Linked DNA regions of Homo sapiens: region 2 is linked to region 1. Evidence: chromatin loops called from intact Hi-C (ENCODE). Cell type or tissue: endothelial cell of umbilical vein. All regions are shown on one strand. Each heading gives the region's core, and the rest is flanking DNA. Links, peaks and the distances in the headings are about the cores only. Region 1 overlaps LOC105375535 (a long non-coding RNA gene). Region 2 overlaps SLC37A3 (solute carrier family 37 member 3).

Region 1 (6,713 bases), core at 857-5,856:
CCCAGCCTTCTCATGTAGGCAAAAAAGCGCAAGAGCAGTACTCTTCTCATTCTCACTCTACGTTTTCCTGAATATGTGCTGGGCAGTGTTAATGCATTACAGAGATTACCTAGTAGGTAGGTTCTAATATTAGCCTCTTCTAGAGATAAAGAAGCAACCAAAAAGGGGTTGGCTGCCTTGCCCAAGGCCACTGGCAGGGAGTACTGGGGCTGAGATGAGCCCAGGCAGTCTGAGCCCAGGACAGCACCACTGTAGCTTTGTGGCCAGGACAGGCTTTAGAACAGAGAAGTTAACAGGGCCTGGTGGGGTGCAGTGGCTCACTCCTATAATCCCAGCACTTTGGGAGACCGAGGAGGGTGGATCACCTGAGATCAGGAGTTCGAGACCAGCCTGGCCAACATGGCAAAACCCCATCTCTACCAAAAATACAAAAATTAGCTGGGTATGGTGGCATGTGCCTCTAATCCCAGCTACTCAGGAGACTGAGACAGGAGAATCGCTTGAATTCAGGAGGCGGAGGTTGCAGTGAGCCGAGATTTTACCACTGCACTCCAGCCTGGGTGACAGAGCGAGACTCCGTCTCAAAAATAAAATAAAATAAAGAAGTTAACAGGGTCCAGGGGCAACAGAGTTGCACACAGCATGGTGGGGGCATACCGTGTCAGAGCAGGAAGTGGCCTCAGAGATGAGCAGCCCAAGCCCTCGAGGCAGAAGGAGGGGAGACTTGCCTTGGCCACACAGGGTTAGCACATGCACTGCACGTGGGTAGTAGTAGTCCAGTTACGTGACACCGGGAGAAAGGTGTCTGGAGCAAGCCACCTAGAAAACCAGAAGGCAGGAACTAGAGGAGAGATTCTCGTGATAAGGAGTAATGGAGAAAATTCAACTGAAGAGTGAAAAAGAGAAAGCGAGGAGGCCGTGGTCTCACGGGGAAGGGATGGGTCATTGCCGCAGGGCACACACACACAACTGCCTCCTCCTTTCCCTGCTTCTTTCAGTATTATTTCTTTTCTTTTCTTTTCTTTTTTTTGAGACACAGTCTCGCTCCATCTCCCAGGCTGGAGTGCAGTGGCGCTATCTCGGCTCACTGCAAGCTCCACCTCCTGGGTTCACACCATTCTCCTGCCTCAGCCTCCCGAGTAGCTGGGACTACAGGCACCCGCCACCGCGCCCAGCTAATTTTTTGTATTTTTGGTAGAGATGGGGTTTCACCGTGTTAGCCAGGATGGTCTCGATCTCCTGACCTCGTGATCTGCCCGCCTCGGCCTCCCAAAGTGCTGGGATTACAGGTGTGAGCCACCGCGCCCAGCCCCTTTCAGTATTATTTCTGATATTTTCTCCTCTGCCAGCTTGGGGAGTAGATATGGGTGGCCCAGAGCCAAAATCCACATGCCAGGGCCTGACTCTCTTAGGAAGGAATTGCAGGTCAGAGATACCAAGCAGGACCTGGGGGGAGGGGCAGGGCCAGTGCTTCTCACACTTTTTTTTTTTTTCTGAGACAGAGTTTCCGTCTTATTGCCCAGGCTGGAAAGCAGTGGTGCAATCTCAGCTCACTGCAACCTCCGCCTCCCGGGTTCAAGCGATTCTCTTGCCTCAGCCTCCCGAGTAGCCAGGATTACAGGCACCCATCACCATGCCCGGGTAATTTTTTGTAGTTTTAGCTGAGACGGGGTTTCACCATGTTGGCCAGACTGGTCTCAAACTCCTGACCTCAGATGATCCGTCTGCCTCAGCCTCCCAAAGTGCTGGGATTACCCCAGGCTGGAGTGCAGTGGAGGCATGAGCCACCACGCCCGGCCTTTCTCACACTTTTTATCTGCCTGATAATCCCATTGAGTTTAAGGGGGAAAAAAAGAAGAAAAAAAAGAACAGATTCTGGCCTTCGCTGAGTGATCCTGATGCAAGGGGTCTGGGATGCAGCCCAGGAACGTGCAGTTTTACAAGCACTCCAGGTGTGTGTTTGCTTGTAGAGACAGAGTCTCACTATGTTGTCTCACTCTGTTGCCCAGGCTGATCTTGAACTCCTAGTTTTGAGAGATCTTCCTGCTCTGTCTGGCCTCCCAATGTTCTAGGATTACAGGTGTGTGAGCCATGGTGCACAGCCGCCCAGGTGTTTTTGGTGGAGGTGGCTCAAGTCCCCACCAGAGACACACTGGTTTAGAGCCTGCTCAGGAGGAACAAAGACGTTGAAGCTGCAGCAGGTAAGTGCAGGGCGTTCCCTTCTCTTATATTCTGTTCTGAAGAAAGTGTGAGTGTGGGGTGGGAAGAGGGGTAAGGAGGTCAGGGGGTGCTGAAAGGGTCTCAGCAGAGAACTGTGCGAAAGGACCTAAGACTAGTGATTCCCAAGCAGGGACAACTTTGCTTCTTTGCTTCTCCAGGGGACATTTGGTAATTTTTCTTTTTTTTTTTCTTTTAAGAGACAAGGTCTTACTCTGTCTCCCAGGCTGGAGTGCAGTGGCACAATCATAGCTCACTGCAACCCCAAACACCTGGGCTCAAGCCATCCCTCCACCTAAGCCTCCTGGGTATCTAGAACTACGGGTGTGCCCCATTGCCGTGCCCAGGTTTTTTTTTTTTTTTTTCCGTAGAGACAGAGTCTTGCTATATTGCCCCGGCTGGTCTGAAACTCCTGTGCTCAAGCAATCCTCCCACTTTGGTCTCCCAATGTGCTGAGAATACAGATGTGGGCCACCATGCCTGGCTGACACTTGGCAATGTTTGAAGATATTTTATTGTCATAATTGGGAAAGGGAAGTGCTATGGTCTGAACGTGTCCGCCTCCAAAATTCATATGTTGAAATCCTAACGCCCAAAGTGATGGAAGGTGAGTGGAGCCCTCATGAATGGGTTTAGTGCCCTCATCAAAGAGTCCCCAGAGAAAGCTCTCACCCTCTCCCACTCTTTCCACCACGGACACAGTGAGAAGGCGGCGGTCTGCAGCCCAGAAGCAGGACCTCCCCAGAACCCAACCATGCCGCACCTGGATCCTGGACTTTTCAGCCTCCAGGAATGTGAGAAAGAAATATTTGCTGTTTCTTTTTTCTTTTTTCTTTTTTTTTTTTTTTGAGACAGAGTCTTACTCTGTCACCCAGGCTGGAGTACGGTGGCCCAATCTCGGCTCACTGCAAGCTCCGCCTCCCGGGTTCACGTCATTCTCCTGCCTCAGCCTCCCGAGTAGCTGGGACTACAGGCGCCCGCCACCACGCCCAGCTAATTTTTTGTATTTTTAGTAGAGACGGGGTTTCACCGTGTTAGCCAGGATGGTCTCTATTTCCTGACCTCGTGATCCTCCCGCCTCGGCCTCCCAAAGTGCTGGGATTACAGGCGTGAGCCACTGCGCCCGGCCAATAAATATTTGCTGTTTCTAAGCCACACAGTTCATGGTATTTTGTTATATAGCAGCTCAAACGGACTAAGACAAGGATTGTTTCTGGCATCAAGTGGGTAAAGGCCAGACATGCTGCCGAACATCCTCCAAAGCACAGGACAGCCTCCCTCTCCACACACAACGAAGAATTGTCTTGTCCGGAATGCCTAAAATGCAGAGGCCGGGAAGCCCAGAGCCAGCCCATTCCCCACCTCCACCATCTTCCCCTTGAACTAGTACTTGCCCTGCATCACATCTGCTGGGTAGCAGTGTTACACGCGAGCTGCTAAACCCGGTCATGTGGTTCACGTGGAAAGAGAAGCAAAGCCAGATGGGCTTTTGCAGAGTTCCCCTTCCCTTGCCTCCCGGTTGGGTCTGGGAACCTCCAGGAATCGTGTGTTATCCTTCCCGAGTGAATGGTGCCACCTAGTGGAAATAGAGTTAACAACACCAGCAGGAGCATTTCATACACCTGGAAACCTAAAAATTAGCTGGCTTTCCACTGTTGAGAAGATTCAATGCGGATCAACGAAAGCCACCCAAATGAGGAAGGCAGAGGCTATTTATTTAGCGTTTTCTATGGCCAGACAGTCAGCCACCATCACTTGCCTTTGGCAGAGAGTCAAATATAACTGGAGACTCAAATGCTAGTGGGAAAGGCTTCTATAGGTTTCAGGTGGGCTCTAATTGGAAGATGTTGGCAGGGGGAAAGTGCAGGCAGCAGCATCTTATGTGATGGGTTTGGAGAGGATTTTTGGCTTTCTTGGCTTGGTCCTGAGTTGGAAGTGTCAGTGAGAATTAGGGCAGCAGGCAGTCATTGAGCAAATCCTGACGTTCTGGGCCTATCGCCATAGAAGGTTGGCTTGGCTCCTGCCCCGGTTGCTGCAAAGGTTGTGGGTCACAGCCTCTGAATATGCAGAGTCAATGACCATATATGACACTAGACATAGAAATGCATAGTTATATATGGCCATTGTCCCTTTGCGTATTCAGTCTCTTAATTCATTCAACATTCTAAATATATCCATCCCTCCTGTTACTAATCCTGAAACGGATTGCATAAAGTTACCCATGTGAGCAGCAGGTTGACTCCAAGCCAGCATCTGTGATTTTCAATGGTTGCCCTTATAAACTTTGATTTAGGGTTCATATGTGATAGAACTGTTTTTGTTTTGTTTTGTTTTGTTTTTTACTGCCCATGTTGCCTTCATATGTATGACATAATTCTCCTAACTGACATGGGCCTCAGTAATAATCTCTCAACTTCACCTGTGTGGGAGCTGACTCTAGCTCTTTACAATGCTACACTTTCACCACTGCCACCACCATCACCAGTCATTTGGTGGTGGTGATGGTGGTGGATGGTAACAGTGGTGGTAATGATGGTGGTGATGGTTATGGTGGGCCTATTTCTGCAGAGATTGTAGGTCGCCACCATCACCGTCACCGTTACCACCACCACTATCATTATGATCACCACCACTTTTGTCACCACCACCACCAGTCACCACCAACACCGTCACCAGCACCACTGTCACCACCACCACCACTATCACCATCACCATTATCACCATCACCACCACCACCATTACCAATATCAATGCCACCACCATTGCCACTGTCACCACCATCACTGTCACATCATCACCATCACCACCGCCACTGTTACCATCACTACCACTATTACCACCACTACCACCAACATCAACAATACCACTACCATTACCAATATCAATGCCACCACCATTACTGTCACCACTATCATCACTGTCACCACCATCACTCACCACTATCATCCCCATCACCACCACTACCACTGTCACCACCACCACGACCACCACCATTATCATCACCACCACCAATATAACCACCGCCCCATTACCAACATCAATACCACCACCATCACCATTGTCACCGCCATCACCACCACCACTGTTACCACCCACTACCATTACCTTGACCACCACCACCACCATCTTCACCACCACCACCACCATATTCACCACTACCACTATCTACAAGGTCAATGGTTCTCAAAATGTTTTCCCCAAACCAACAGCATCAGCATCATATAGTAACTGTTAGAAATGCACATTCTTGGGCCTCACCCCAGACCTACAAAAGTCAGCAATGGGGTGGGGCCAGCGCTCCAACTAATTCTGATGGATGCTAAAGTTTGAGAGCCACCATTCTAGATAAATTTCTAGGATGCCCACAAGGGCCTTATTTTCAGTCAGACCTTCCACAATGTATCCTTTAAATTTGTGAAAATTTGCTTGTCTTATGAAGTAGTCAGAGAAACAAGACGACCTTTATCTAGGTAATATCGAGGCAGAAATTCAAGGAAAAATAAATCCACTGAGCTGGTGCACACCTTAAAATAATTATCCTCCTGTATTCACCCATACTTGTCTAGTCCCCTGCATCCCGCAACATTTCTTGGCGAGCCAGCCAGGAGGAGTGGAGACGGCAGATCTACTGTCTCCTTTCCCTATGGGGCTGGAGCCCCGGGCCTGGGGAGACCTGTGACCCCAGGTGCCACCTGGAGAACTTCAGCCTAGAGGGGTGAAATCAGCTCTCCTGTGACCCAGCACCCCTACCCAGCAGCACAACAGAACCTGAGAGGGGCTACAGGACAATTCCAGAAACAGCGTGCTTCAGGAACTGCGGTAAGGTATTGGGGCCCAAGGCAGGACCCGTCTCATAAGGATAGAAGGGGAGCCTTCCCAGGGTGTAACTGGTAGTCTGACCCAGACGGGTTAGGGGCAGCAAGAACAGCTCGCCAATTTGGATGAAACTCACATCCCAACCGACACCGGATGTGAGAGTGGCTCGCTAAGTTGGTTAGGAAAAGGAAACTGGAGGCGGCAAGAGTGGCTCACCATCCCAATTAGGAACACAGGAACTGGGAATGGGGAGGTGTGTGAAAGTGTGTGAGAGATGGTTCCTGGAGAAACCAATGTGGGGAGTGATGTGGGGAGTCACAGATCTCTTAGCGTGGACTGTGTGCTCCAAGCGAAGTGTGGGGCCAACCTGGACTAGTGGCGAACCACATATGGCTAATAGGAGCTGCCCCACAGCTCAGAATTGTGGTGGGAATAAGGACCTCTCCAAAGCCAAGTGGTGTCTGAAAACTCCCATAATAGGAGAAGGTCTGGTTGGTCTGAGTCAAAAGGAAGAGTGGGTATGCTGCATCATAAAGGGAGGAAATAGGAGGAAAGTCATCAAAACCCACTCCATTGGAGTGCATGTTACAAAACTTTAAGAAAGGTTTTGCAGGGGATTATGGAGTTAAGCTGACCCCCCAAAGGTTGAGAACTCTCTGTGAACTAGAATGGACTTCTTT
Region 2 (6,713 bases), core at 1,714-6,713, 310 kb before region 1:
CACCATGCTCGGCTAATTTTTCTATTTTTAGTAGAAATGAGGTTTCACCACATTGCCCAGGCTGGTCTGGAACTCCTGACCTCAGGTGATTCACTCACTTCAGCCTCCCAAAGTGCTGGGATTACAAGCGTGAGCCACTGCGCCCGGACTTTCTTTCTTTTTAAATGGAGTCTTGCTCTGTCACCCAGGCTGGAGTACAGTGGTGCGATCTTGGCTCACTGCAACCTCCTCCTCCCAGGTTCAAGCGATTATCTTGCCTCAGCCTCCCAAGTAGCTGAGGTGCCACCCCCCGCCCAGCTAATTTTTGTATTTTTAGTAGAGACGAGGTTTCACCATGTTGGCCAGGCTGGTCTCAAACTCCTAACCTCAGGTGATCCACCCACCTCAGCCTCCCAGAGTGCTGGGATTAAAAGAGACAGGGTCTTTCTCTGTTGCCCAGACTGTAGTGTAATGGTATGATCACAGCTCACTGTAACTTCCCTTCATTTCTTTTTAATGGCTCATTAGTATTCCCTGGTATGGATATACCACATTTAGTTTCTCCATTCATTTGCTGATGGACCCAAGTTGTTTCCACCTTTTGGCTACTATGAATAATACTGCAATAAATGTTGACATACAAATATCTGAGTCCCAGTTTTGTTTTTTTTTTTTTTTTGAGAGAGTCTTCCTCTGTCACCCAGGCTGGAGTGCAGTGGTGTGATCTTGGCTCACTGCAACCTCCGCCTCCCAGGTTCAAGCGATTATCCTGCCTCAGCCTCCTGAGTAGCTGGGATTACAGGCACCTGCCACCACATCCAGCTAATTTTCGTATTTTTAGTAGAGACAGGGTTTCACCATGTTGGCCAGGCTGGTCTCGAACTCCTGACCTCAAGTGATCTGCCCACCTCGGTCTCCCAAAGTGCTGGGATAACAGGCATGAGCCACCGCGCCCGGCCCCCAGTTTTCAATCTTTCGGGAAATACCTAGGAGTGCTGGGTCATATGGTAATTCTATTTAAATTTTTTGGAAGAAGCACCAAAGTATTTTTCACAGAAGCTGCATCATTTTGCATTCCCACCAGCAATGCAGGGCTCCAATTTCTGCACATCCTTGCCAGCACCAGTCACCTTTCCTGTTTGTTTTTTTTTTTGAGATGGAGTCTCACTCTGTCACCCAGGCTGGAGTGCAGTGGCACAATCTCAGCTCACTGCAAGCTCCACCTCCCGGGTTCACGCCATTCTCCTGCCTCAGCCTCCCAAGTAGCTGGGACCACAGGCACCCGCCACAACGCCCAGCCAATTTTTCTTGTATTTTTAGTAGAGACGGGGTTTCACCGTGTTAGCCAGGAGGGTCTCCATCTCCTGACCTCGTGATCCGCCCGCCTCGGCCTCCCAGAGTGCTGGGATTACAGGCTTAAGCCACCGCGCCCGGCCCTTTCCTGTTTTTTAATTACAGCCATCGTAGTAAGCATGAAGTCACAGCTCACTGTGTTTTTGATTTGCATTTTCCCAATGACTAAGGATGCTGAGACTCTTCATGTGCTTATTGGTCATTTGTACATATTTGTCATGAAGATTTGTCCCTGTTTTCTTCTATGAGTTTCATAATTTTAAGTTCTTCAAGTTAGGCCTTTAATCCATTTTGAGGTAATTTTTGCATATGAGGTAAGGTTAGGGTCCAACCTCATTCTTTTTTTTTTTTTTCTTTCCTCTCCCACTCCTCAGCTCCAACTTCATTCTTTTCACGTGGATATCCAGTTTTCCCAATACTATTTATTGAGAGACCATCCTTTCCCCATTGAATGGTCCTGGCACCCTTGTCAAAAATCAATTTGGCCGCAGACACAAAAGGGTAGCATTCTTCAATCACATTATTACTGAAATGTACAAGTGAAAAAAATTAATGCAGAACGACTATGTGATTTATATTAGATCACATCATGTGTAGCAAAAAAGCAGAGGTCTCATCATCCACTACAGGAAGCATGGGGGGCTCCAAACTGACTGCAACTTTGTCTTTTTTTTTTTTTTTAGACAGGGTCTTGTCCAGGCAAGTGGCTCATGCCTGTAATCCTAGCACTTTGGGAGGCTGAGGCAGGAGGATCACTTGAGCCCAGGAGTTTGAGACCAGTCTGGGCAATGTGGTGAAACCCTGTCTCTACAAAAAAAATACAAAAATTAGCTGGGCATGGTGGTGGGTACCTGCAGTCCAAGCTACTTGGGAGGCTGCAGTGGGAAAATTGCTTGAGTCCCAGAAGGCAGAGGTTGCAGTGAGCCAAGATCCTGCCACTGCACTCCAGCCTGGGCATAAGAGCCAGATGCTGTCTCAAAAAAAAAAAATAGAGAGAGAGAGCCAGGGTCTGGCTCTGTCACCCAGGCTGGACTGGAGTGGTGTGATCATGGCTCACTGCAGCCTTGACTTCCCAGGCTCAAGCGATCCTCCTGTCTCAGCCTCCTAAGTAGTTGGGACAGGCACATACCACCATGCTCAGCTAACTTTTTATTTTTTGTAGAGATGAGGGTCTCACTATGTTGCTTGGGCTGGTCTTGAACTCTTGGCCTCAAGTAATTCTCCTGCCTTGGCCTCCCGAAGTGCTGGGATTACTGGCATGAGCCACCACACCTAGCCTCATGTACAAGTTTTAATGTGGACATTTGTTCTCATTTCTCTTGGGCAGATACTGCAATTTAATCTTACTGAACCCCTAGTATGTGTCAACAAAAGCACTAAGCATTGGGAATACAAAGACGAAGGAAACAAGCAGAGCACCTGTCACGGTGCATCACCTTTACACCGTGACAGGTGCCTACTACAGAACCGCATCAACTGCTATGGCAACCTGAAGAAGAAACAATTCTTTACTTGGGAAGTCAGGGAAAGACGGGGTAACAAAGTTATTCAGGGTAAATTAGTACACTGGCTAAGGACAGAGCTGATAGAGGTTAACGCTAAGTCACAGAGTTTGGGATTTCACCCCTTAGGCAATGGGAAATCATTCAAAACTCAACATGGAAGAGGAATGAGTAAAGCTAACAGTGATTTACTCCAGACGTGCTTCCCCAACCATGAAGGTCAGTCTAGGACCCAAGTTCACAGTGAGGGATCTGGATACTGGCAGGTGAGGCAATCTGAATAAAAGCAAATTCTCTGAAATACTCATTATAATGCACCCATTTAGTTAGTGAAGAAAACATTCGTAAGGAAGGATAACTTAAAATAATATAATGTCAGAAAAGGATGCCCAATGCAGCCACTCTCTACCCCATAGGTGAAGACGTCTGAACTGATGGCTGGGAGCATTTTTCGATTCCCGCTCCAGGGCATGATCAGGTAAGCGTATTTTTCAAGGCTTTGCTAAGGTTTTTGTTTCTTTGGGGTTTTTTGCCCTTTAGTCTTATAATCAAATATGCCAAGCATATCAGTCATTCATTCCACAAGTAATGTCTACTGTGTGCCAGGCACTGTTCTAGGTACTAAGGTGACAGAAGAACATACAACAAAATGCTGCGCTCAGGAAGCTTATGTTACAGTGGGAGAGACAGACATTAACAAGTGCATATAGACTATTAAAATACGGCTAGGTAGTCAAAGTATTAACATGGCTTACTTTACCTCAATACTTATCTCTCATTAACCACTAGCAATCAGACATCAGCAATTCACCCCCATCAAGCAAGTAACAATAATCTTCAAGGTTATTAATGACCTCCTAGATGTCAAAACTAAGAGCCTAAAAGACAAATCCTTCAGTTCTCTTTCTCCTGACCTCTCTACATCCATGACCTTACTAACGCCTTCTCAAACGCAGTTCCCTTGACTACAGGTTACTCTGCTGCCTTCCTCTTTCTTTGACCACTGGGCATTCCCTGAGACTCGGCCAACATTCTCTTTCCCTATTAAATGTTTCATTCACTTCCACAGGTTCAACTATTTTTATCCATACAGATGACTCTCAGATCCATCTTTCTACAAAATTAGTACTCTACAATCTGTAGTGGTATATCCTAGAAGAGGCATGACTCATGACTCTGCCAGAAAAGAAATATCTGTCCCAGAGAAAGTTGAATTTATGCAAAAAAAAAAAAGGTCAATGTAAATAATTCTAAGTATAGTAGGCCAATCTTAGTGTAGGGATCTCAAACATCTGAGTGTGGAAGAATCACCAAGAAGCCTTGTTGAAAATACAGATCTGTAGGTTCGAACTCAGCAAGTCTGTAGTATGCTTGGTGTTCTGTACTTTAATGAGTGTCCCAGATGATTCTGATACCAGACACTTATGGGCCACTCTTTGAGATACAGTCAGAGATTTTTGGATACACAGGAAGCAGAGCGAGTGATTCAGAAGCAGCTGCAGAGTCCATGGCCATGTCTGGCGGGGCCCAGGAAGGAACGTGTATGCAGTAGAGTGTCTGGGAGAGGGAGACGGGAGACAGCAATGGTGGGGTCCACATGCCAGGTGGGGATAACAAGAAGCACCCCCCACCACGGAATACCAAGTTCAGCCTGGAAAGAAAGAAGGGGATGGTGGGCTGGGGCAGAAGGATCTGTCTGTCTTACGAGGTCTTAGCTTATTTGCAGACAGGAAGAATCTAGAAGTATAAGTAGAAAAAAGGAACTAAAAACAATGGAGAGTCCTTCTACATTAGGACGCATCAGCTGGTCCTGAGGGGAGACGGAAGTCCTTGGGCTCTGGGAACAGCGTTCTACAGCACAAGAGTGCCACCTACTGAGGCCCAGAGGGCAGGTTCACATTCAGCCGCCTTTGAGGGAAGACACTAGAATCCCAGCCCCTCTCCTGTTCTCTCACCTGGCCCACTGCAGCTCCAATGCTCCCCGAACCATCCACAATTCCTGTGACAGTGGCCAAAGCTTCACTGCTCCTTTGGATGAGCTCCTGGCGACCCAAGTCCGCAGAAATAGCAGAACTAATCATATTAGAAGGTCCACCAATAAAAAATCCTGAAGTCATAAACAGGTTCTTATTAAAACACAATTCACAACCACTAGCAATCTACTGCATAAGGCAAAATAATATCCGAATAGTTTTCTTAATATGTTGGAGAGAAGTGGAAAAAAAAGGAAACCCCCAGATAGTATCATTTTCAAACTATTAGTAGTTAACATCCACGTTCCTGAAATCCCTTCTCGAATTATGTGACACTCTAGTATATTTTGTAGAACCCAAAGATACAAAAATAGTGAAACACATAGCCCTTCTAATCCTGTGAAGTTTACATTCATTAATAACTAATTGCACTAGCTTGTCAAATAAATTCTATTACGGTAGTTGCATCATATGATCATTCCACTACACAAATTCAACCAGGAATATTGAAAAAAAAGAGCAAAGAGGAAAAAGCCACTGCAATGGAGCAGGTGACTCTATCTGCCACTGCTCTCAGTGAGGCTGCCCATGAATCAGGCATGCGATGGCCCAGGTGAATCTGGTCCCACTGCTGGAATCAGTTCCATGTACCCCAAGTAGAATGAGCAGCTCACTCTCCCAAGCATGATCTAAAGTTTAAAATAAGTAACTTTTCTGGCCGGGCGCAGTGGCTTATGCCTGTAATCTCAGCACTTTGAGAGGCTGAGGTGGGCAGATCACCTGAAGTCAGGAGTTCGAGACCAGCCTGGGCAACATGGTGAAACGCTGTCTCTACTAAAAATACAAAAATTAGCTGGGCATGGTAGCAGGCGCCTGTAATCCCAACTACTTGGGAAGCTGAGGCAGAAGAATCACTTGAACCCAGGAGGTGGAGGTTGCAGTTAGCTGAGATCGCACCACTGCACTCCCATCTGGGTGACAAGAGCGAGACTCCTTCTCAAAAATAAAAATAAAATTAGAAAGTTTAAAATAAGTAATTTTTCTGGCTGGGGATGGTGGCTCACGCCTGTAATCCCAGCATTTTGGGAGGCCAAGGCAGGTGGATCACCTGAGGTCAGGAGTTTGAGACCAGCCTGGGCAACATGGTGAAACCATGTCTCTACTAAAAATACAAAAATTAGCTGGGCGTGGTGGTGCACGCCTATATTACCAGCTACTCAGGAGGCTGAGGCAGGAGAATCACTTGAACCCAAGAGGTGTAGGTTGCAGTGAGCTGAGACTGTGCCACTACACTCCAGCCTGGGCAACAGAGCAAGATTCTGTCTCAATAAATAAATAATAAATAAAGTAAGTAATTTTTCTATAACATAGTCCCTAAATGCACCCAACTATTTTATCTAGTGCTCAAGTGACAAAATGCTGACCAATTCCAACACAGGAGGAGACACGAGCTATTGTGGATTTTTTTGAAAGCTGGTGAATTGGTCTCCCATGTGGCATTTTTCTAAGTCACTTTTAGAGGTAAGAGCAGAAGCTGGGGCAGCAATCAAAAATCGTAGAAAATCTCTGTCAATAGGGACCGCTTCTGTCACAATAGGACTGAGGAGGTCATGTAAGAAACAGCAGAGAAAAAGAATCTGGAAAAGGAGGCGTTTTTCCTTTTAAAATTTGAATTCTCTGTAATTAAGGTTTCGGTACTACTCAAATTGAGGGAGAAAACAGTTTCCCTTTTCCTCTGAATTTACAGAGCAACAGAAGCATGGTGGAGCAGAGCCATGTGCCGTACCTGTAACAGTCATCAGAAGGGCATTGATGGACTTATCATTTGGAGAACCTGTGAGGGAAGACACAGACAAACCATGGTGGCTTGAAAAGCAGACTCCACGTGCCTCTGCCAACCGTACGC

What was found. Hi-C counts contacts between places; a loop is a spot of excess contacts. Peaks named below come from ENCODE experiments on the same cell type or tissue, not always from the same donor. Only the 100,000 strongest peaks of a DNase experiment are listed, where the experiment ranks them.
Region 2: it touches region 1 in a loop (2.2-fold over the local background); 2 of 110 quality-filtered maps call a loop at or near these places.

Annotation. Positions count from the first base shown.
Region 1 is chr7:140,649,806-140,656,518 of GRCh38, forward strand. It overlaps LOC105375535 (a long non-coding RNA gene), which reads left to right. Exons shown (of 6, transcript XR_928047.3): 3 at 2,010-2,201; 4 at 2,589-2,824; 5 at 5,784-6,036. Among named protein-coding and RNA genes, the nearest start is that of DENND2A, 12 kb to the left of the region's middle. In endothelial cell of umbilical vein, for the core only: a CTCF peak has its summit at 3,795 (motif pointing left); a DNase peak (open chromatin) is centred at 3,766.
Region 2 is chr7:140,338,623-140,345,335 of GRCh38, forward strand. SLC37A3 (solute carrier family 37 member 3) reads right to left here. Exons shown (of 15, transcript NM_207113.3): 12 at 6,594-6,641; 13 at 4,790-4,941. Among named protein-coding and RNA genes, the nearest start is that of SLC37A3, 57 kb to the right of the region's middle. In endothelial cell of umbilical vein, for the core only: a CTCF peak has its summit at 4,711 (motif pointing left); no DNase peak of the experiment used is centred there.